Regions from separate parts of the Mus musculus genome. Here all the other regions are linked to region 1. The links are chromatin loops, found by intact Hi-C in ENCODE. Cell type or tissue: heart. All regions are shown on one strand.

Region 1 (8,000 bases):
TCTTTTCTGCTCCCATTTATTTGGTGATCTATAGGTTTCTTGTACCTTTATGGCCATGTCGTTCTTTAGGTTGGGAAAGTTTTCTTCTATGATTTTGTTGAAGACATTTTCAGGTCCTTTGAGCTGGGAATCTTTGTTCTCCTCTATTCCAATTTTCATTATGTCATGAGTTCTCTGAATATTTTGGATTAGGAGATTTTTGTATTTTGAATTTTCGTTGCCAGTTGTTTCCATCTCTTATACAATATCTTCTACACCTGAAATTCGTTCTTCTATCTCTTGTATTGTGTTGGTGATACTTACATCTGTAATTCATAACCTCTTTCCTAAGTTTTCCATTTCCAGGTTTGCCTCCACTTGTTTTCTTTATCGTTTCTACTTCCACTTTTAGGTCTTGGAGTGCTTTATTCAATTCCTTCACCTGTTTGGTTGTGTTTTCTTGTATTTCTTTAAGGGATTTATTTGTTTCCTCTCTAAGGGCTTCTACCTGTTTACCTGTATATTCCTGTATTTCTTTCAGTGAGTTATTTATATACATCTTAAAGGACTATTATCTTCATGAAATAGGATTTTAGGTCAGCTTCCTGATTTTCACATATGTTTGTGTATTCAGGGCTTGCTCTGGTGAAAGAGCTGGGTCCCGATAAGACCCATGTGTATTGGCTTCTGCTGCTTATGGTATTGTGCTTGCTTCTCACCATCTGGTTATCCCTGGTGTTTGGTGGTCTGGGTGCTTCTGTCTGAAGTCTGCCTCTTTTGTCCCTGGGTTGCTTCAGGTTTCCTGGTAGGCCTGCAGCCCTGGCTGTAGCAGACCATCTGTAGGACCTTCCAACTGGGGGCTCTTCAGAGGGGCAGAGAAGCTACTGATCTGTTGCCATGGCTGCAGTAGATCTTCTGGGAGGCCTTAAGATGGTTGGGTCTTCAGAGAATCAAGCTGTTGTCCAGTGTGAAGCTGTTCCCCAGGTGTCCTCTGGACAGTGGTTTCTGTTTCCCTGTGTGCAGTAGAACTCCAGGGAGGCTTTTGTTCTGTTGACTCAGTTGCCCTGCATGCCACAGATTCCCCGGGAAGTCTTCAGACTGTGGTGTCTGTTGTCCCTGTGTACAGAGGAACTCCTGTGATGCCTTTCAGCTGTGGTGTGTTCAAGGGAGCAGACAAGCTGGTAATCAGTTGCTCAGTTTCTCTTTGTGCAGCGGATCTCCTGGGATGTCTTCAGGCTGTGGTATCAGTTGCTCTGTGTGTAGCAGATCTCCAGGGATGCCAGTTGTCCCTGCGCACAGTGGATATCCTGGGAAGTCTCATGCTGCTCTCTCAGATGCCCTGAGTGCAGCAAATCTCCTGAGATGGCTCAGAATATGGTATCTTCAGGGGAGCAGTCTGTCTCAGCAGAAAGGACAACACAGAGGGGAGTGATATTCAGAGGGCAGGTGTTTTGGGGGATGATGTGTCCCAAGTCCACTGGGCTCCCAGCAGCAGCCATGGGACTTTGGGAGGGTTCTTACCAACTGCTCTGAGTACAGCGCATCTTCTGGGATGGCTCAGGATATGGTGTCTTCCGGGGAGCTGACTAGCTAGCAGTATCATTTTATATTTTCAAAAAGCTTTTTCTTAATTTATTGAGTTGATCATGTGGCTTTTGTCTTTAAGTCCATTTATGTGGTTTACTACACTTATTAAGTTGTATGTGTTGAGCCATCCCTGCTTTTAATGGAGAAAGATAAAATGATCATGGGTAGACCTTTCTTTTCTTTTTTATGTATGCCTGTGTTCTGTTTGCAACTATTTTATTTATTTATTTAGTCCATTCTCCTAAGGGATATCAGCTTGTAGTTTTCCTTTTTTGTTGGGTCTTACTTAGTTTTGGTATTAAAGTTACACTGGCTTTGCAGAAGTAGTTTGAGAGTCTTCCTTATGTTTCTTTGTGTTAAAAAAAAATGTGTGAGAAGGATGGGCTCTAGACTTTCTTTGAATGTCCAGCAGACATTCTGCTGTGAATTTATTGGTCCTAGAATTTCCTTGGCTGGAAGGCTTTTATTATTATTTAAGTCTCCTCATTTGTTATTGGTCTGTTTAGATTGTTAATGTCTTGGTTTGATTTTGTGATTTGACAGAATTGGTCCATACAGGACCTTTCGATTTTCCTGTTTAATAGAGTACATGTTTTTAAAATATCCTCTTACAATAGCCTAAATTGCTTTTGTGTTACTTATAACATTTTCCTATTCATTCGCTTCTGTGTTAAGTTCGGTTCTATCATTCTCTCTCTCTCTCTCTCTATCTCTCTATCTATCTATCTATCTATCTATTTATTTGTGTTGTTTTCTTTGTTTATGTTTTATTGATTTCTGATTTATTTTCTATTATCAATTTGATTGTATTTGGTTTTTATCAGTTTGAGTTGTGTTATCATGTCATTTATTTGTGCTGTTTGTTTCTATTTTAATGTCCAAACTTAGAGCTATAAATTTTCCTCATAGGATTGCTTTCAATGTATCCCATAGGTTTTACCTTATTATTTCATTTTCACTTAGTTAACAGGAAGTTTTTATTTCTCCATTGATTTCTTTTTGGATACTGTCATCATTCTATAATATGTCGTTTAATCTCTAGAGTGTTTGTACTTAATAGAGATTTGTTTGCTATAAATATTACATTTTATTGCAGTGTGGACAAATTGGATACAATGAGAGATTTCAAACTTTAATTTTTAGTGATTTGTTTTTTATTTTGGGATGTGGTCTAATTTAGAAAGGTGGTTTTTGCTGCAGAGTAAAATTTGTGTTCTTTGATGTTTGATTAGAAAATTCTGTAGATGTTTGTTAAGTACATTTGGTGAGTAATGTCATCTATTTATTTGATGTTTCTGTTTATTTTTGTCCAGATAACCTACCTATTGGAGAATGTTGGGTATTAAAATCATCTATAATTAATGGATTGATGTTAATCTGTGTCTTTCAATCCCCCTGCCCAATAGAAGTATTGCAGTTGTGGCTGCTGTGTCACATGTGTGTCAGTAGGTGGCAGACAAGATGCTTTGTCTGTGCTAAGTGTTCTCACATATGGACATCTGAATGCTTAGTAGCCTAACATTCGCTGAAAAAAACCGAGCCTGAGACTATCACCATCTGGTACCGGGGACCTGCACAGGGAGCTACCCTAAGACAACAACCACTCTGGTACAAGGTGGGCTGGGGCTAGCCAGAAACCTGCTAGAAGAACCCAGTCTGGTCTATGGTGCCCCAAAAAAGGAGCTAGCCTGAGATGAACACCAGTCTGGCACTGCCCAGACCTGGGGGAGGAGGGGAGACCATGCTCAAGAAGACCCTCCCCCTACCACACACACACACACCATACTGCATAATGCATAGTGTTAGAGGGCTAACAGGGCATAAGACTCCTAAGATCACTCCTGAAATGACTCAGATATTCAGACCCTGGACACCACTAAGAAGAGCAAGTAAGTGATAGAGAAATAGAAGAGAAAGAGAAACAGGAGGATGTAAGCACAACTAAGAAAGGTAGAATTCAATGTTAATTTAAAAAAAAAAAGCCTGATATGAGTTGTCAGTGACGCCACCTGGGACCATGATGCGGTCTTGACCTGTACTGACACTGGAGGGTGTTGGGTAGGGGTGGTATCTGGGTCTGTTGCACTGCACAGTGGTCTGTTACCACCGAAGTACAGGAGGACATCCTTGGTTTGAACTGCTACTAGGGACATGTTGATGTCTGAGGACTGTGAAGAACTGGCTTCACCCTTTACCTGGGCATCCTGGGAGAGCTGGCCCTGGAGGCATGAGAACAAGAGAGCTTACCTTGCCCCTAGCCAGCTGTACTCTGGAGAGTTCCCTGCACATTTTGGGAGTTGCAATTGAGTCGGTGTGGGATAGCTGACCCTACCACTCATCTTCCTCTGGTAGCATTTTCCCCCCTTACCACGTATGGCAGGCTGGAGACCTGGCCCTGGGGTGAAGAAAGCAGGAGATCTGGACTTGTCCTTCAATCTGGCTCGCCCTTCACCTGTGCAGCACAGTAGAGCTAACCTGGGATATGGGAGTTAAGATAAAGTTGGCCTTAAGGACTTGAGTGTGGGAGAGCTGGTCCTGTCTCTTGTCTACTGTGCAGTGACTTCCACAAAGAAGAGATTTCCTCCTCTCTCTTTTGCCCTTACCACCAGAGGTGGGTGGAAAAGTTGACCCTGACAGGATCATGAGACCAGGAGAGCTATCCCTACCCTTCACATGCTGCAACATTTGAGAAAGCAAGTCTTGTACTTCACCTGCACAGCAGGATATAGCTGGCCCTGGTGGCAGGGGTTGTAGATGGTCTGGCCACAAGGGAATGGGAGTGTGAGTCTGCTGGCTGACAAGGTCAACTACCTCTCAGGCCTAGATGCAGGCCTTTGAATTGGTCTGCCTCAGCATCTACCCTATCAATGAACTGCCACTGTGCATGAAGTACCATTTCTACAGAGCCAAAACTATAGGATCACCATGACACAGGGCAACAACAGGATATCAGAGAGGAGTCTCAGTGAGATTCCAGTATTGATAGAGTAGTAGAAGCCAGAGGCCTCATACCATGACTTGTTAGTCATTACAATGAAATTTTATAAGAAAGAAGTGTGGACAGAAGTGAATAATGTGGGACAACTGTGACACACTACAGATTCCATGATGAGATTATTTTTATTTGTTGGGAGGGAGGTTGCAAGGGTGGAAGGCCAGTACAAGAGGAGAGGGATTCTGGTACCTGATGTGAAGTTCACAAACAATTAACAGATTTTAAAACCTTAGAAACAAAAAGAAAAGACATTAGTTATCCCTGAGTTTGGCATATATATGTTTAGAGTAGTAGTTTTTTCTTGGTTCACTGTTCCCTTGATTAGAATGAAGTGTCCCTCTTCATCTCATCTAATTAGTTTTAGGGCGAAGTCTATTTTGCCAGTTGTTTGGATAGTGACTCCTACTTTGTTTCTGATTCCATTTGATTGGAGTACTTTTGCCCATTCTTTAACCCTGACGTAGTGTTTAATACTATGATGTGTTTCTTGTAGGCAGCAAGCAGAGTTTGGTTTCTTGATCCTTTCAGTCACTCAGTAATTTTTGAGTGGATTGCTGAGGCGATTCATTCATACATCATTATTGAAATCTGTGTGTTACTTCTGATCATCATGTTGATTTTTGGAGTTGTTCTTCATGGTACTTGTTATTTTAATAATTGTAGTTTTATATTTTTTCCACTGTCTCTCAGCTTTCATTATTCCTCTTTTCAGGCCAAAATAATGTTCCGTGTATTTTCCTACAGTATGGCTTGTTGAATTTTTTTTTCAGACCTTTAATGTAGAAATTTTTTTTTTCTCTCTCAATCATGGCAGCCATTTTTCTGGGTATATCACTTTAGACGGAATGTTATTTAGGACTTGGGATATATTGCTTCAGGCTCTTCTAGCTTTAAAGTTTTCTCTTGAAAAATCAGCTGTTCTTTTTTTTTCTTTTTCTTTTTCTTATTACATATTTTCCTCAATTACATTTCCAATGCTATCCCAAAAGTCCCCCATAACCTCCCCCCACTTCCCTACCCATTCATTCCCTTTTTTTTTTTTTTTTTTTTTTGGCCCTGGCGTTCCCCTGTACTGGGGCATATACAGTTTGCATGTCCACTGGGCCTCTCTTTCCAGTGATGGCAGACTAGGCCATCTTTTGATACATATGCAGCTAGAGTCAAGAGCTCCGGGGTACTGGTTAGTTAATATTGTTGTTCCACCTATAGGGTTGCAGATCCCTTTAGCTCCTTGGGTACTTTCTCTAGCTCCTCCATTGGGAGCCCTGTGATCCATCCAATAGCTGACTGTGAGCATCGACTTCTGTGTTTGATAGACCCCGGCATAGTCTCACAAGAGACAGCTACATCTGGGTCCTTTCGATGAAATCTTGCTAGTGTATGCAATGGTATCAACGTTTGGAAGCTGATTATGGGGTGGATCCCTGGATATGGCAGTCTCTAGATGGTCCATCCTTTCGTCTCAGCTCCAAACTTTGTCTCTGTAACTCCTTCCATGGGTGTTTTGTTCCCAATTCTAAGGAGGGGCCTAGTGTCAACACTTCAGTCTTCATTCTTCTTGGTTTCATGTGTTTAGGAAATTGTATCTTATATCTTGGGTATCCTAGGTTTTGGGCTAATATCCACTTATCAGTGAGTAAATATTGTGTGAATTCCTTTGTAAATGTGTTATCTCACTCAGGATGATGCCCTCCAGGTCCATCCATTTGGCTAGGAATTTCATAAATTCATTCTTTTTAATAGCTGAGTAGAACTCCATTGTGTAAATGTACCACATTTTCTGTATCCATTCCTCTGTTGAGGGGCATCTGAGTTCTTTCCAGCTTCTGGCTATTATAAATAAATCTGCTATGAACATAGTGGAGCATGTGTCCTTCTTACCGGTTGGGACATCTTCTGGATATATGCCCAGGAGAGGTATTGCTGGATCCTCCGGTAGTACTATGCCCAATTTTCTGAGGAACCACCAGACTGATTTCCAGAGTGGTTGTCCAAGCCTGCAATCCCACCAACAATGGAGGAGTGTTCCTCTTTCTCCACATCCTCGCCAGCATCTGTGTCACCTGAATTTTTGATCTTAGCCATTCTGACTGGTGTGAGGTGGAATCTCAGGGTTGTTTTGATTTGTATTTCCCTGATGATTAAGGATGTTGAACATTTTTTCAGGTGCTTCTCTGCCATTCGGTATTCCTCAGGTGAGAATTCTTTGTTCAGTTCTGAGCCCAATTTTTTTAATGGGGTTAATTGATTTTCTGAAGTCCCCTTTCTTGAGTTCTTTATATATGTTGGATATTAGTCCCCTATCTAATTTAGGATAGGTAAAGATCCTTTCCCAATGTGTTGGTGGTCTTTTTGTCTTATTGACAGTGTCTTTTGCCTTGCAGAAGCTTTGGAGTTTCATGAGGTCCCATTTGTCAATTCTCGATCTTACAGCACAAGCCATTGCTGTTCTATTCAGGAATTTTCCCCCTGTGCCCATATCTTCAAGGCTTTTTCCCACTTTCTCCTCTATAAGTTTCAGTGTCTCTGGTTTTATGTGAAGTTCCTTGATCCACTTAGATTTGACCTTAGTACAAAGAGATAGGTATGGATCGATTCGCATTCTTCTACATGATAACAACCAGTTGTGCCAGCACCAATTGTTGAAAATGCTGTCTTTCTTCCACTGGATGGTTTTAGCTCCCTTGTCAAAGATCAAGTGATAATAGGTGTGTGGGTTCATTTCTGGGTCTTCAATTCTATCCCATTGGTCTACTTGTCTGTCATTATACCAGAACCATGCAGTTTTTATCACAATTGCTCTGTAGAAAGCTTTAGGTCAGGCATGGTGATTCCACCAGAGGTTCTTTTATCCTTGAGAAGAGTTTATGCTATCCTAGGTTTTTTGTTATTACAGATGAATTTGCAGATTGCTCTTTCTAATTCATTGAAGAATTGAGTTGGAATTTTGATGGGGATTGCATTGAATCTGTAGATAGCTTTTGGCAAGATAGCCATTTTCACAATGTTGATCCTGCCAATCCATGAGCATGGGAGATCTTTCCATCTTCTGAGATCTTCTTTAATTTCTTTCTTCAGAGATTTGAAATTTTTATCATACAGATCTTTCACTTCCTTAGTTAGAGTCACGCCAAGGTATTTTATATTATTTGTGACTATTGTGAAGGGTGTTGTTTCCCTAATTTCTTTCTCACTCCATTTATTCTTTGTGTAGAGAAAGGCCATTGACTTGTTTGAGTTAATTTTATATCCAGCTACTTCACCGAAGCTGTTTATCAGGTTTAGGAGTTCTCTGGTGGAATTTTTAGGGTCACTTATATATACTATCATATCATCTGTAAAAAGGGATATTTTAATTTCCTCTTTTCCAATTTGTATCCCCTTGATCTCCTTTTGTTGTCTAATTGCTCTGGCTAATACTTCAAGTACTATTTTGAAA
Region 2 (8,000 bases), 120 kb after region 1:
GCTTCTCAACGTGGTCTTACAGAGACATTCATAATTCTAAGTATAATACTACCTGATTTCCAGTCACCCATATAAAAAGAAAACTGGATACTTCCTTTCAGGCCTGAGATCCCCCAGGTGCCTTGGCCCTTAGAATACCACCTTGCCCTTGAATTAGCTATCATCTTGCAGCTACATCTTCTTGCAGCGCTGTTTTCTTGCAGCTGCTCCAGTGCATGTGTGGCACCTACCTATCTGGGGACATGGCTGTTTAGACCTGGTAGCAGTGCTATACCAGATAGTTTGTCTAGGCCCATTCTTCAACCCATAGGTCAGGTCTGGCCATGTATACAGATAATAGTAATTAAAAGTACTTTGAAGGTTTTCAGTACCACCCAGATCTATCATTCAATATGGAATTTCTAAAATATATCACTTCATCTGGAAAGGATCTGCCTCTATCCTTAACAAGAACTTATTCCTTGGCACTCTGCTTGTGGCCCTATTTCCTTACATTATAGCTAGTGCTGTGCTGTTAGTTACTTGAAAAGAGTTCTAGATCCTACTCGCCCTTAGGACCTTTTTATTTAAGTCTTTTAGTCTGCAGTGAGTAACTGGCCATGTTTTTAATGTATTAAATTTTCAAATTTGAGCGTCTGTTTGCATGTGTTTGTGTGTGCCTCCCATACATGTGGAGGTCAGCTGACAACTTTGTGATTCATTCCTTCCATCTTGACATGGAATTTGGAGAGGAACTTAGATTTTCAGCAGATGTCTTACCTGGATACCCATTTTGCAGGCTCCTTAATTTGTGGTTTGTATAAGAATGCCTCCCGCAGGCTCATATATTTAAATGCCTGGTCATTAGGGAGTGGTACTTGATATGGATTAGGAGGTATGGCTATGCTGGAGAAACTGTGTCACTGGGAGGGAGTGGGCTTTATGGTTTTAGAAGCTCAAGCCAGGACTAAAGACTCAATTCTCTTCCTGCTGCCTGATAATCTGGATGTAGAAGTCTCAGCTCACTCTCCAACACCATGTCTACATGCCTACCTGCAGCATGTTTCCTATCATGACAGTAATGGACTAAGCCTCTGAAACTGTAAGCAACCATCAATACAATATTTTTCTTTATGAGTTGCTGTGGTCATTATGTCTCTTCACAGCAACAGAACACTGACTAAGGCAAGTTGTTTTGATGACTGCCTAGTTTTATTTGATTAGGGGTATTACAAGGATACATTTGGCAAATTCTGACATCACTCAAATCCCTTTAGGTAGACAGGAAACAAGACCGAAAAGGCTCACTGCCTTGCATTACATCTATGTTAGGCAGGAAAGACCCCTTCTGGCCAACTTCTACCAGGAAAATGGTTGTTTCCAAATCAAAGATGGGAAATCTAATGCTCACTTTCATCTGTGCTTTCCAAATTCCAATAAGCTTCAAAATATCCATCACAGCTGTCAAAACAAAAGATGGCAAAAACAAAAATGTGGAATAATCTCTGAAATAAAACGAGGCTGATGAGAACTCAGGTGGGACAGGAAGGGGGCATAGCCAGAATGCTGAAGGAAAGAAGAAACCTGAGGGAGCATTAACAGGCTCCACCTGGAGATGCTCCAGGCACACGGGTGGACCAGAAGCTGGCTTCTGACCAAGTGCACACTGAGTGGCAAGGCATGGTTCTGGGAGGCGGGCTTCTGGAACCGTTACCTGATTTTAAGGTACTCAATGCTTCTATTAAACATCTTTGTAGCTTAGGGTTCTTATGGCTTTCCCACAATCTCTAGTTCTCTGCTATACTTTGAATTTAATGTGCATGGCCCCCAAGGCCCATGTGTTAAAGGCTAGGGCCACACCTGGTTTGAAATATAGGGTGGTAGAAACTTGAAGAGGGAGAACCTAATGTGAGAGCTGACTGTTCGGGGCACATCTTTGAGGTGGATATTGGAACCTCCCCGTTAAGCTCCCAAAGAACCTTATCTTTATCCTTGGCCATGAGATGAACAGCTCTGTTCCACTATGAACCTTTGGATAATTTAGCTCCTCATCACAGGCCCAAGCAATAAGATCAACCCATCATCATGAGATGAAACCTGGAATACTGAGCCAAACATTGGTTTCCTTTGCTATTTGTTACAGCAATGCAAAGCTGCCTAGTATAATTGCCATCTGAATGAATGGGGAGATGATGTTCAAAATAGAACCTGATGGACCTGGAGAGAGTTACCCCAGTTCCTCATATTTTTGGTTGTGAGCCTAGCCTTTAATAGCTGAGTCATCTTTCCAGCCCATGCCTCTTTCCTTATCACCATCGTGCAGATGCTTTTCCTAGCACCAGAAAAGATATAGCTAAGTAGCCTGCCTCCTCCCTCCACTCTGTCCACATAACTGTAGCCCTGAATCTTTTTTCTTGGTTCAAGACAGGGTTTAGCTGAGTAACAGCGCTGGCTCTCCTGGAACTAATTTTGTAGACCAGGTTAGTCTTGAACTCATAGAGATCCAGCTAAGTAAGGCAGGAGTCTTTATTCTGCCCTCTGTGTCACTTTGTTTTTACTCTAAGGTGTTGTCCTGTCTAAACAGCCCTCCTATCTAATTGCAGAGGCATTTCTTTGCAAAACTGCTCCTATCTTGATTTCCTAGTACATTCAGCTTATAAACAACAGAAAATTTCCCTCAGTGTTTCAGAAGCTTAAAAAAAGAAAAGAGAAAAAAAAAGAAGGCAGGAAAGAAGAAAAAGCTGAAATTAAGGTGCCAGTGGAGATCCAACCCATTGTGCCAGTGATAGAAGCCGGAGAGTGCGAACAATTATAGTGTTACTGTGAATACAAGTGGTCTCCAAGGAATGGCAACCATGTGGACAGAGGAGCCAAATGAGTATAAGTTCTAGTGATGAGAGATGCTGATGGTGGCTACTAGAGTATGAGTCTAAAAGTCCAGAGAGCCATCCTAAAATGCCACGCTGTGTTTGTGTGTATGGTGGTGGTGGTGGTGGGGTCCGCAGCATTGTTTGATGTTGAGGTACTGAACAATCAGGACTATCTGGTAATGTGGGAGGCTTAGGACACTGGACCTCCTGATACCTCTACATCCTCCAAAAGAAGTGGACTTGGGAGGTGCATGGACATAGAAACGCTCGAATGCAGCAGCATCACAATTTGGAGGAGGTGGGAGTGGGGAAGTCTGTGGGAACTTGAATGCAGCTCCCTATTCATACCACTACAATGGTCAAATCTGTCTTATGCCTAGGACTCATAAAAATCAAGTCCAGGAAGCACAGTGTAAGAGAGGGAAGGCAGAGACCTTCAAACCTCTATGGAATCTACAGGCCTGCTGCATAGCACATGGCACAGACAAACAATAGGTACCCTCTTACTGCTATGCCAAGCAGCATGGGTGGAGAATGTCATCCAGCCTACATTGGAAGCCACCACAATATTTGAGTATGTAGCGGATGAGAGCTTAGGATAGCTGGCCCTGTCACTTGTCTTCCATGATGTATTGGTACGGGGGTGATGCCTTGCCCCCACTTGACCCTCACCACTTACAACAGTTGGGAAGAGCTGACCCTGGAGTCATGAGAACAAGACAGATGATCCTGCCCTTCACTGGCTGCAGCAGTCAGGTGAACTGACCCTGCTCCTTACCTGGGCAGCACAGTACAGCTGACCTTGGTTGTAGGGGCATAGCTAATCCAGTCCTGGAGGAAAGAGCATGGGACAGTTGGCCCCACCACTCACCTGCCTGAGGTGGTGTGAGTGCAGGGCTGATGCCCTCTTCCTCCCTGACTCACAACCTTTAGTAGTAGGAAGAGCTACCCCTGGAGTCATGAGAGTTGGGGAGCTAGCCCAGCTCCCTCTCTGGCTGTAGGTCTTGGGAGAGTGGCCCTTTTGCCTTGCCTGGGAAATACAGTGAAGCTGACCCTGATGGTGAAGGCATAGGTGAGCCATCTCTGAGGGTTCAAGAGTAGGAAAACTGGCCCAGCCGCTCACAGGCTGCAGTACTTGGGAGTATGGGCCCTGAACCTTGACTGGGCAACATAGTAAAGCTGACTCTGGGAAGCTGGGTGTGAGTGAGCCGCCCCAAGTGCATAAGATCAGGAGTGCTAACACTGGATTCCTGCTGGGTGTGGTGGCTCATGCCTTTAATCCAGCACTCAGGAGGCAGAGGCAGGTAGATTTCTGAGTTCAAGGCCAGCCTGGTCTACAAAGTGAGTTCCAGGACAGTCAGGGCTATAAAGAGAAACCCTGTCTCGAAAAACCAAAAACAAACAAACAACAACAACAAAACCAACCAACCAACCAACCAAACAAACAAACACTGGATTCTTCCAATGGTAGCCTTGAGTGGCCTAGCCAAAGCAATGGTGGAGAGCTCACCCTGGTGGTTCAGATAAGGAAGAGTCACGGGCTGACCAGCTCAGCTACCACTCAAGCCCAGATTCAGGGCTCTGAATTAGCCTGCCTCAACATCTATATCATCTGCCAATGGTTGGGATTCTGAAAAGAGCCAGTCCTGCTGTTCCAAAGCTGAAGGATCTCCACAACACAGGACAACAATTTACTGTCTGGTTTTGTGTGTAAAGTTACTCTGGTTACATATGTACACATATGGTGGTTTTGGCAGAAGCGTTACATGTAGGAAAGGCAAATCTGTAACCACCATCATGGTATTCCACACAGTATTTCTTCAAACCAAGGAATTTATTTCACAGACAGAGAAGTGAGAGAGTGGGCCCACAACCATGGCATCCACTGGTTTTGCTATGTTCCCCACCATCCTGAAGCAGCTGGTCTATTAAAAAAATGGAATGGCCTTTTGAAGACACAGTTATAGCACCAACTAGGTGACAGCAGCATATATGGCTGGGGCGGGATTCTTCAGAAGGCAGTATATGCTTTCAATCAGCCTCCAATATGTGGTACAGTTTCTCCAATCTACAGGTCCAGGAAATCAACCACTCACTATAACCTAGTGACTCACTAGGAAATTTTTGCTTCCTGTTCCTGCAACTCTTAAGTTCTGCCTGCTTACATGTGGGAACCATTGTAGCCATAATAAAGTAGCATTGTAAGGAATAGGAATTTTGAATGAATTATAGGATCACCATAATTATAATCCAGTATAATGATTTAGTCCATGTATGACTGCCAAAGAGAAAGGTAAAGAAACCCCCTTACACCCCCCCCTTTTTCTTGTTCCTTTGTTATGTGGATCTCTCAATACTTAAGGACACCATCTTCTTGCAAATGCTTAGCAAACCCAGATTGGCAAGATGAAGCTGTCACAGAAGAGGTGTCATATTTTGAATCTAATACGGTTTCCAGAGGCCTTATGTTATGGACTTTGAGGGACTCATTAGATCCTGGGGGCTCCAACCTCATCAATCCTTTTCCTAATTATTTCATGAATAATGACCACTGGATAGTGGTTTAAAATAGGTGGTAGCATCTAGTGAGAGGAAGTATCTTGTCTTTGCCCCCTCCACTTACTGGCTACCAACTTTGCTCTGTAACATGCTCCTGGTGCCATGATGATGCTCCTCATTGCCACACACTCCGGTCAAGTCTGCTTGACAGGCTGAAAAGTCTGTAAGCACTTATGAGGAAAAGAGTTTCACAGAAACTCACCTCCTGGAGCTCTGGCGTTCTCATTTACCCACATACTCATACCCTATCCCCTGTTAGTCTGGTGTATGGAACGATGAGCTTAGAATCCGGCAGGAATGCAGTAAAGACGTTACCTATTCAATAACTAATTAAGTATTACAAAAGATGGAGCCAGTAGCTCAGAGCTGGTCTGCAAAATATTTACTAAGGACAGTAGCAAATCTCACCCAAACAAGGGAATATCATAAAAGAGCCAGGGAATCCCACTGAGATAGAAATCTTCAGTACAGGCTGCATTGCATATTAGAAGCAAGTTGGTGAATTCTCCTGACAAGTGGAGATTCTCCAGATACTTAAAAGTTACACTCATACTGATAAGTGGATATTAGCCCAGAAACTTAGGATACCCAAGATATAAGATACAACTTGCTAAATGCATGAAATTCAAGAAGAAGGAAGACCAAAGTGTGGACACTTTACCCCTTCCTAGAAATGGGAACAAAACACCCATGGAAGGAGTTACAGAGACAAAATTTGGAGCTGTGACAAAAAGATGGGCCATCTAGTGATTGCCATATGCAGGGATCTATCCCATAATCAGCTTCCAAATGCTGACACCATTGCACACACTAGCAAAATTTTGCTGAAAGGACCCAGATATAGCTCTCTCTTGTGAGACTATGCCAGGGCCTAGCAAACACAGAAGTGGATGATCACAGTCAGCTATTGGATGGATCACACGGCCCCCAATGCAGGAGCTAGAGATATTACCCAAGGAGCTAAAGGGAACTGCAACCCTATAGGTGGAACAACAATATGAACTAAGCAGTACCCCGGAGCTCTTGTCTCTAGCTGCATATGCATCAAAAGATGGCCTAGTCGGCCATCACTGCAAAGAGAGGCCCATTGGACTTGCCAACTTTAGATGCCCCAGTACAGGGGAATGCCAGGGCCAAAAAGGGGGAGTGGGTGAGTAGGGGATTGGGGGGGTGGATATGGGGGACCTTTGGGATAGCATTGAAAATGTAAACGAGGAAAATACCTAATAAAAAAATTAAAAAAAAAAAAGAAATGCAGTGAAATAAAAATCAAAAAAAAAAGTTACACTCATGTAGGAGTTTGGCAAGGCCTAGGAAATGGGGTGTTGGGGAGGTGGGGTTGTGATGTTGCATTATTCATGAGGCCTACTAAGAGCAGAACCCCCTGGTGCTGGCCTTCACAAGGATCAAAGAGTGTGAAATCCTTACCTGTCACTAAGCTGACCCTAGGTAGGACTGCTTTATCTTTACTGTAAACATCTACCTGGTTCCTGTAAATCCTTTTGAAGTCATTCCTTTGTTTTGTGTCAGGCAACTTCAATGTACTTTGCCTGCTATGACTTCAGACCCCTTGTATTTTCTGTACTATATAAGACTGGTATTCACTTTGTGAAAATACATTCAGATTCTACACAATCTCGCTTGTTGGTCTGTCTGTCACCTGCTGACGCCTTGCCTAACTGCCCCAGAGACTCATTCCATGCAGACAAAGGGACCCAGAGGGTCTGCGGTACCTCATCATAGGCGGTGGAATCATTCAAGCACACACTGAAACTTCTGAGTTAATAAACTTTCTTTCTCTTACATTGTTTCTTTTGAGTATTTTGCATAGTGATGGGAAACTGACTAACATCTAAGTGTTAGAGGACATGAAATAGAGCATTAACATATATGAAATACATACATGGATGACATATAGCATTAAGTACATGCATTGTGAGTAAAGAGTTCTCTAGATTTCCCACTTCCAAACATAGCTCCAGGCAATGCTCCTCTTGAATTGCTGTCACTTCATTTCAGGTGAGCACCATGCCTGCCTGCCTGCTGCCATGGTCCCTGCCGCTATGGTCATGGATCCCTTGGAACCATGAATCCCAAATTTCATGTTTTCTTTTATCCTTGGCTGATTTCAGGTGGAAGCATCCAGGGCCCCACAGCACTTACTCCTTGCTTTTGAAGACAGGCAGATGCCACAAGATCTTTAAGTGTTTGACTCAACCCCAGACCCAAGCAATAACACAATCCTCATGGTATTTCTTCAAGTCTTTCTCAGTGTGGTTTCAATAAGAATGGCCCCTATAAGCTCATATATTAGAATATTAGGTACCCAGTTGGTAAAATCGTTTGGGGAGGATTAGGAGGTGTGGCCTTGTTAAAGGAGGAGTGTCATTGGCAGTAGGCTTTGATGTTCCAATAGCCCATACCATACCCACTTAGGTCTCTCTTCCTATGGCTCAGGAGGCACCATGCATGTCTACCTGCTGTCCCTGCCACTATAATCATGGGCTCTAACCCCAGGGAACCATGAGTCCTAAATTTCATGTTTTCTTGTATCCTTGGCTGATTTGCCACAGCAATAGAAAAGTAACTAAG
Region 3 (8,000 bases), 250 kb after region 1:
CTCTTGTTACAAAAATAAAATGAAATACAAGTTGCATAGCAAAAGATACCCAATATCCTTTGAAGGCTTTCACCTTTATATATACAAGCATCACACACACACACACACACACACACACACACACACACACACACACAAACTGAGATGGTTAGTCTTATATCAACTTGACACAAACTAGAATCATAAGATAGGAGGGAGCTTCAACTGACAAAATGTTTCCATAAGATCAAGCTATAGGAAAGCCTATAGCACATTTTCTTCATTAGTGACTGATGAGGGAGGGACCAGGCCATTTTGGGTTGGGCCACCCCTGAGCTGCTGGTCTTGATATCTGTAAGACATTAATTAAGCTGAGGAGGTCCTGAGGATCAAGCCATTAAGGAGCACCCCTCCATGGCCTCTGGGTCAGATACTGCCTCCGGATTCCTACCCTGCTGGAGTTCCTATCCCGACTTCCTTCAATGATGAACAGTGATTTGTAAGCATAAGCTAAACAAACCCTTTTCTCTCCAAATTGCTTTTGGTCATATTCTTTCATTACAGCAATAGTAACCGTAATTAAGACACATGCAAAGAAAGAAAAAAGACGTGATGGAATTTCTGGGAATGTGGATCGTGTGTGTGTGTGTGTGTGTGTGTGTGAGAGAGAGAGAGAGAGAGAGAGAGAGAGAGAGAGAGAGAGAGAGATTCCTAAGAGATATAGATGGCCCAAACACTGAACATTAAAAGAATTACTTAAACTATTAGGTAATGTCAGCTGCTAGGAGATGAGGACAGGAGGGTCAGATATGTAGGGTCCTCCTCAACTACACAGGAAGGTCAAGGCCAGCTGGTCTACATGAGAGTCCTGGCTTTGAGATAGTAAAGCATGTTTAAGTACAGCTGTTTATCTGTAGATATGAATAGCCTGACCAAAATGCCATTCCCTCCCATTAGACAACAGAGGGAGGAATATGGAGGAGTTAGTTTATAGCATGAAAGAATCTTTTATCAACCAGAGAATTCTCTATGTTGGAATCCATGTGATGACAAAATTCACACTCAATCTGGTTCTATAAGTTTCCTTTTAAACGGCCCCCAGTATTTTAGATAAAGTAAATTCCACTGAAGCTTTACCTTTTCTTCAGAAAGCTCGCTGTCAAACAAGCAGAAGATGAAAATATCAAGCTGATTTCTCTGCAAACATAATAACAAGACAAGGGAAAAGTCACATTTGGACACTGTGAGGTGACATTGCCATATGCCAGTGCTTCTCAACCTGTGAACTGCAACCTCTTTTGGGGGGTCAAATGACAATTTCATAAGGGTGGACTAAGGCCATTGGGAATACCAAATATTTACATTATGATTCATAATAGTAGCAAAATTAATTATGAAATACCAAAAATAATAATTTTATGGTTGAAGATCACCACACATGAGGGACTGTATTAAAATGTCACAGTATTAGGAAGGTTGAGAACCACTGTCATATGCAAATGTGTTGAGCAGTACTTACAGGTATTCTAGGATTCATGTAACCTGTGGGCTGCAGGATAGAAATACCTATAGCCTCCTTTATCTTATATAAAAATAGAGTTCTAGACTCATTATTAATATCCACATTATGAGCATATAACTTATAGATGTTACTAATGAGTATCACCAAAACGCTTTATAGTTATTTTTCTATGCATTTGCATTTAAATAATGAATACAACCAGTTAGTCTAAAGGCCTAAATTCTGACCGAGAGTGAATCAACTATGAAGACCCAAAAGCAGTACAACTTGCTGCTAAGATCCATTCATACATCTCCCTTACTTAGAAAGGTACATGCCATGTACATTCTCCCTGTAGCTCTTATATTAAATAAACTATTAATTACAAATGCACATTAATGACAAATCCAACCAAAAGTTAATAAAAGAGAATCATACCCAAAATGTAAATTCTGTTAGGACAAAGCTAAACCTCTCTCTCACAGCTAGGACAAAGTGATTAGGACTTCAGAATCACAGAAGGGACTCTAAGTCATCAAGCTGAGTCACCTTTTGGCGCCTTCACGATCTTTTCTTTTATTTGCTGCTCTCCATTTCTTTACCAGAGACTGGTTGATTCGGATTATTTCTGGCAGGATTTTCATGGAAACACCTGTAGACCTAGTATGCTTTAAGGAAGAAAATAAAGACAAAAATGACCAGGGGAATGCACATACACTTTGAGTGACAATCAGTAAAGTGCCAGGCACAGGCAAGGCCTGTCCTCTTGCATAGGTGTTTGGTGGGTTGAGCTTTTGCTTCAGGGTGAACATTCTGTTTCCTAACTTGTGCCATTTTGCTTGGTCTGGATTTTAAAAAGTGTAATAATGCAAGAAAAGATTAAAAATAGAGACAGATAGGTGCTTATAAATCAATATTCATCTTACCATCCTTCAAACGGCCATACTATCGATCAACAGATGAATGCATTTTCAATGTGATAATATAATATGCAGTGAAATATTACTCAGCATTGAAAGTGATACTATAATATAATGTAGGTGTATTCTAGACCATGCTAAGTGGAAATAAATCAATTAAAAAATAGGAGACATTTTATGATTCCATATATAAAGTATGGCAAACTTATAGAAATAAAGAAGAAATTAGCTAGGACTGAGGAGGCCAGGGAATGAGGAATTATTATTTAATAGATATCAAGTGTCTGCTTGCGATGACTAAAATGTTTGAGAAACAGTGATGATACTTAATGGCATTATGAATGCAATTAATGCCACAGAAAATTGTAGGCAATGTGTTTCAAATGCCACATACACAATCTTATATGTAATTTGAGATAGGGTCTCACTATATAGCCAAGAGTGACACTACACTCATACACACACACACACACACACACAAACACACACACATACACTACTTTTCTTCAATCAAATAAAATCCTCTGGAAAAATATGTACAAATACAATGCTTCAAGTGTCCCTACCCACTGTGCTGGTGATGGGCTCTATGCCAGGATTTTATTCAGACTCAGCCACATTTCCAGCTCCTACCTGAGCACTTTGATTTAAATCCCAGTGGTTTGGAAATTTACCAATCACAACGGTTTATTTTCTCTTGTATCTAAGCATCTCAGTACAACCATCTGCCCCCTACCGGCAGTTATGTATCATTTATTTTCCTCTAGCTTCTCCTTGAAAACTTCACAAGCTTCTTGTCACTTGTGCTCACCACTGCTCCTGTCCTCATGCTCCCTGTCCTCATTCTTGACAACTTCAAAGGTGATGACAGAAGTCTATCTCTTGCTTCAACATCTCAGCTCCCAATCTCACCTCTACTCCTTTCTCTCCTCATTTTAGCTACTCCTGACAGGGAGAAGGGTTCCAAACGGAAGCGATTGACTCCTGGGATTAGATAATTCTTTGTTGTGAAGGATACTACACATAGTAAGATATTTAGTACTCACTGTTCCTAGCCCTTACCCACTAGAAGCTAGTAGTAGTCACTGTCAGCATACCAATCTAAAATGCCTACAGACAGAACCAAATGATTGTTAGAATGCAAAATGACCCTTACTTAAAAAGCATGAACTTATGTCTAGGGCATAAACTGGACTTTTACACTAACAATTGCTCCATTTTTAAGCACCCATTCAGAACAGTCTCTCTAACCATGCATCAGATCTCGCTCTTCGACCATCTCGTTACTCTGGAACTAGCTTAGCTCCTAAACTTCACTCTTCTGATCACTCCCACAACTCCTTTAGGCCTCCCTTATTGGACTGCAAAATTCCTTCTTGTCATTATGTTCAAGTCTGGATTACTCCAAAGTCAGTTCCCAATGCCTGACACCACTGAAGACAACTGCCCATCGTGCTGGCCAACCACATTCAATCTGTGATCACAAATTTCAAATGGGCACTTCCAAAGACAGTTGCTTTCTCTTATTCTGAGACAACCATTGCTCCTCTCCTTGCCTTCCCCCACATTCCTTTGCTTCTCTCACTCTCACATCAGCTTTGGTCATCAAGCAGTACTATGCACCAACTCATCCTCATCTGCAGCCACAACAGCATATTTCTTTCCTGAGACATCTCAATTCTACACTACATTCTCTCAACTTGACATAAAGCTTAGGGAATCTCAATTGAACTGGCTCTATCAGACTGGCCTACGTTGTTTGCTTCTATAGAGCATTTTCTTGATGAATGATTGATGGGTGAGGCCTAGGTGACTGTAGGTGGTGCCATGCCCAGGCAGATGAGCCCGAGCTATATAAGAAAAGTAACAGAACAACCTACAGCAAGACAGGAAGCAGTGTTCCTCCAGGCTCTCTACTTCAGTTCCTGCCTCCAGGTTCCTGCCCTGAGAACCTACCCTGACTTCCCTTCATGATGGACTAGTAAGCTGTAAGCCAGTTCAACCCTTTCATCTCCAGTTTGCTTTTGGTCACAGTGTTTTATTACAGCCACAGTGAGAAGAACTGCTACAGCACTGGACTCTGTTTTCTCTCTCCTGCTCTGGGACATTCTTCTGCCACTCATGAGAAACCATCCCATTATCTTCTAATTTTACTTTCTTGTTAAAATGTCTCTGTTGTCAAAATCCTTGTTTCCACTTCCTCTCCTCTTCTTGCATTGACCCCACACCAGGGTTTATTGCTCTCTGTTAAAATTAAGCTCTGTGCTTGTCTGTCTTGACTTTCCTGCAGAGATGCTTCTCTGGAAAAAGCTGCCTCCAAGTTCCCAAATAAGAAACCATTCTTTCACATCTTTTTATTTGGTTCCTCCCCTGCTTTCCCAACTGTGCACGGTAGCCTGATTTTGTACCTCTTCTTCCCCTCTGTCTCAGGCATCTCCCCTGCCCCATCTTCCCTCTCTTCTTTTGTCTTAAGCCTGCCCCTCATTGCCCACATCTTTCTCCTGCCATCCCCATTTCGAGATGAAATTCAGGGTTCTTGATTTTGCACTCAAGACAAGTACTCTCGCACTGAGCTACAGCCCCAGCCCTCAGTTCGTTTTTGGAGACAAGGTCTTGTTGACATTTCTACCATTTTAATAGAGGAACACATTAGTAAGAGATCTGAAAATGAATAATATACTGTCTCAAACAATACTCTGAAATTTAGGGAATGGTGGGTACAGCTCAGAAGAAAGTGCTTACCTAGCATACACAAGGCTCTGGGTTTGAGTCCCCAGCACCAGGAAAGTAAGAATTCCTGAAATCTAGAGGGAAAAATAAGTCTAAAAAGGAATAACACATACTGATACCCGACGAGTTGTCACAAAGTTGGCGTGTGCTCCAGCAAAAATGTCTTTGACTTCAATATCCACAAGGTCTATAAAATTAAGAGATCCACGTTCAAAGTTTTACTGGGGAAAAATAAACCTATATATAATTAAGTTAAATTTATTCATTTGTTAGAAATGTATACTCTCCTAAATTCTGACTACAAATGGCATAAGAATTAATTTTGACCAGATCAAATATTATTTATTCATTCAATAAACATTTATAGTTGTCTAGGCCCTTGCAAAACGAATCAGGGTTAACTTACTTAACTATTTGCTTGAATGTAGCAAACCATGTTGTTTATATAATTAACTAATTTGATGTCTTTTGAATCACTTAAATCTTTAGAAATGATTACCTATTACTCCAGGAAAAAGATTCAGCAGTTTAAATTGAAAGCACTAAGAACCAAAATCATAGTTCAGTGGGATCCTGTGAAAGAAGACTGAATGCGATGTCTCTTTCAGTCAATCAGTCACGAGCTAGTGGAAATATTCATACCCTCTGCAGCTAGCAGGCAGGTAATATCAGAGTTCTCTGCGGGGGCCTCCTGATGAGTTGGGTTGCTTGTGTGACTTGGTCCACGGCCTAAAGATACCACCTGACCAGTGGTGTAGACATATGCAATGGTGTGATAACTACAATATAAAATACAATAACAGTGACAATATGATAGTCCAAAGAACCAAACACCCATGAGTTTAAAAAGAAATGGAAATGACAGATTTACCTTCACCATACAGCCAGCTGTCTCATTATAGTATTTGTGTTGCAGAGTACTAGGCCTAGGCCTCCTTCAATCCCTGAAGAGGTGGTATTAACATACTATGTGGCTTTTTTTTTTTTTTTTTTTTTTTTTTGGTTCTGTGTTGAGACAGAAGCATGGTGGCGCACATCTTTAATCCCAGCACTTGGGAGGCAGAGGCAGGTGAATTTCGGAGTTCGAGGCCAGCCTGGTCTACAAAGTGAGTTCCAGGACAGCCAGGGCTACACAGAGAAACCCTGTCTCGAAAAACCAAAAAAATAAAAAAAATAAAAAAATAAATTTATGTTTAGGCTTGCCACCATCTCTTCATGTAGCCAAGGATAATCTTGACTTTTTGATCCTTCTGCCTTTGACCTCCTTTGTGCTGGCATTAGAGGCAAAGCTCACCATCACCACCACACCACCACCACCACCACCACCACCACCACCACCACCATCACCACCATCATTGCAGCTGAGACCACTGCCACCACACCCAGTATATGTGGTTCTAGAGATCTATCCCAGGACTCACTGAGTGGTAGGCAAGCACTCCACCAGTTGTGCTACATATCATGTATTTTATTTATTTATTCTTAATTTTAAAAACAGCATAGAAAATATCAGGCTTCATCACGATGCTGTGTCAAACACTTGTTTTTATTAGTCCCTTCTGCCATCTCTCTGTGTCCCTGCTCCTTTATCCTTCCACCCCTGTGGCATCTTCTTTCTGCTTTCTTGTCACACGTGTTCCATTGCCCGCCTTCCTTAACACTTCTTTTCTCCCTTTCTGGTCCCCTTTATAGTTTTTTGACCTATCACGCTCTCACCCACACATATACACACAGACAAACAGTAAAAGCTAAGATCTGCATGAGACAGTACATGCGTTCGTATTTCTAAGCCTGAGTCATCTCTCTTAAATAGTAATTTCTAGATTTATTCATTTTCCTGGAAACTGTATATCCCATTTTTTTTCTTGATAGCTGAAGAAAATTCCTCTGTATATGTATATCACATATTCATGACCTATCCATCTATCAAGAGACACCTAAGCTGATTCTATTTTCTGGCTTTGGTGAATAGTTTGCAAGTGCCTCTGTGGTAAGATATCGGAGTCCTTTGGGTGCATGCCCAGGAGTGGTACAGCTGAGACAAATGGTAGCTCTACTTTTAACAGCTTGAGGAATCTCTCTCTTGATTTCCATGGTGACTGCACCAGTTTGCACCCCCAGCAGCACTGACTTTTTCTCTCCCTCACCAAGATTCCTTTTACTTTTTTTCCTGGTGACAGCTGGTCTGACATGGGTAAGGGTTGCCTGAGTGAGGTAGAATCTCAAATTGGTTTCCATATGCATTTCCCTGAAAGCTAGGGATAGTAAACATGCCTAAAAATGTTCATGGTTATGTGTGTTGCTTATTGTGAGACCCTTCTGCTCAATTAATGGCTTGGCTATTAGCAGATTGTGTTTTTTACATGGTCTAGGTTTTAGCTTTCTGTTTGAAGTAGCTGGCAAGGATTTTCTCCCATTGAAGGCTGTCTGTTAATTCTGTTAATAGGTTTCCTTGCTTTGTTTAAGCCTTTAAATTCCATTCAATTCAACTGTTAATTCTTAGAGCTATTCCTATTCCCCTGGAGTCCTTCAGAAAGTTCTACTACTTTCTGCCTGCATCTTGACAGATTTTCCTCGTGTCTCCCTCTAGCATTTTCAGGACTTTGACATTCAAATTAAGGTTTTAGTCCACTTGAGTTGTGTATGTATGATGCCCAGTGTGTGTGTGGTGTCTGTGCATGTATGGTGTCTGTGCATGTAGGTATGCATACACATGACTTAGGGCAAATGTATTTGTGAGCTTGTTGGGTCCCTGAGCTCATGTCAAGAACCTTCTTCCAATGCTTTTATTCCTTCTTCACTAAAGTAATGTCTATTAATGAACACATCCAAAGACTGCAGACATGACTAGTCTCTTGGGGAAGCCTTCC

The links. Peaks named below come from ENCODE experiments on the same cell type or tissue, not always from the same donor. Only the 100,000 strongest peaks of a DNase experiment are listed, where the experiment ranks them.
Region 2: it touches region 1 in a loop (9-fold over the local background); 12 of 42 quality-filtered maps call a loop at or near these places.
Region 3: it touches region 1 in a loop (3-fold over the local background); 11 of 42 quality-filtered maps call a loop at or near these places.

The regions. Positions count from the first base shown.
Region 1 is chr6:57,854,909-57,862,908 of GRCm38, reverse strand. It overlaps Gm25726 (a small nucleolar RNA gene), which reads left to right and starts at 2,961; the gene lies at 2,961-3,089. In heart, a CTCF peak has its summit at 3,002 (motif pointing right); no DNase peak of the experiment used is centred here; H3K27ac peaks cover 367 bases.
Region 2 is chr6:57,739,892-57,747,891 of GRCm38, reverse strand. No RefSeq gene overlaps it. Among named protein-coding and RNA genes, the nearest start is that of Lancl2, 41 kb to the right of the region's middle. In heart, a CTCF peak has its summit at 4,363; no DNase peak of the experiment used is centred here; H3K27ac peaks cover 2,423 bases.
Region 3 is chr6:57,604,951-57,612,950 of GRCm38, reverse strand. It overlaps Herc6 (hect domain and RLD 6), which reads right to left. Exons shown (of 23, transcript NM_025992.2): 7 at 5,773-5,909; 8 at 5,244-5,317; 9 at 2,030-2,148; 10 at 1,117-1,176. Among named protein-coding and RNA genes, the nearest start is that of Herc6, 28 kb to the right of the region's middle. In heart, a CTCF peak has its summit at 3,136 (motif pointing left); no DNase peak of the experiment used is centred here.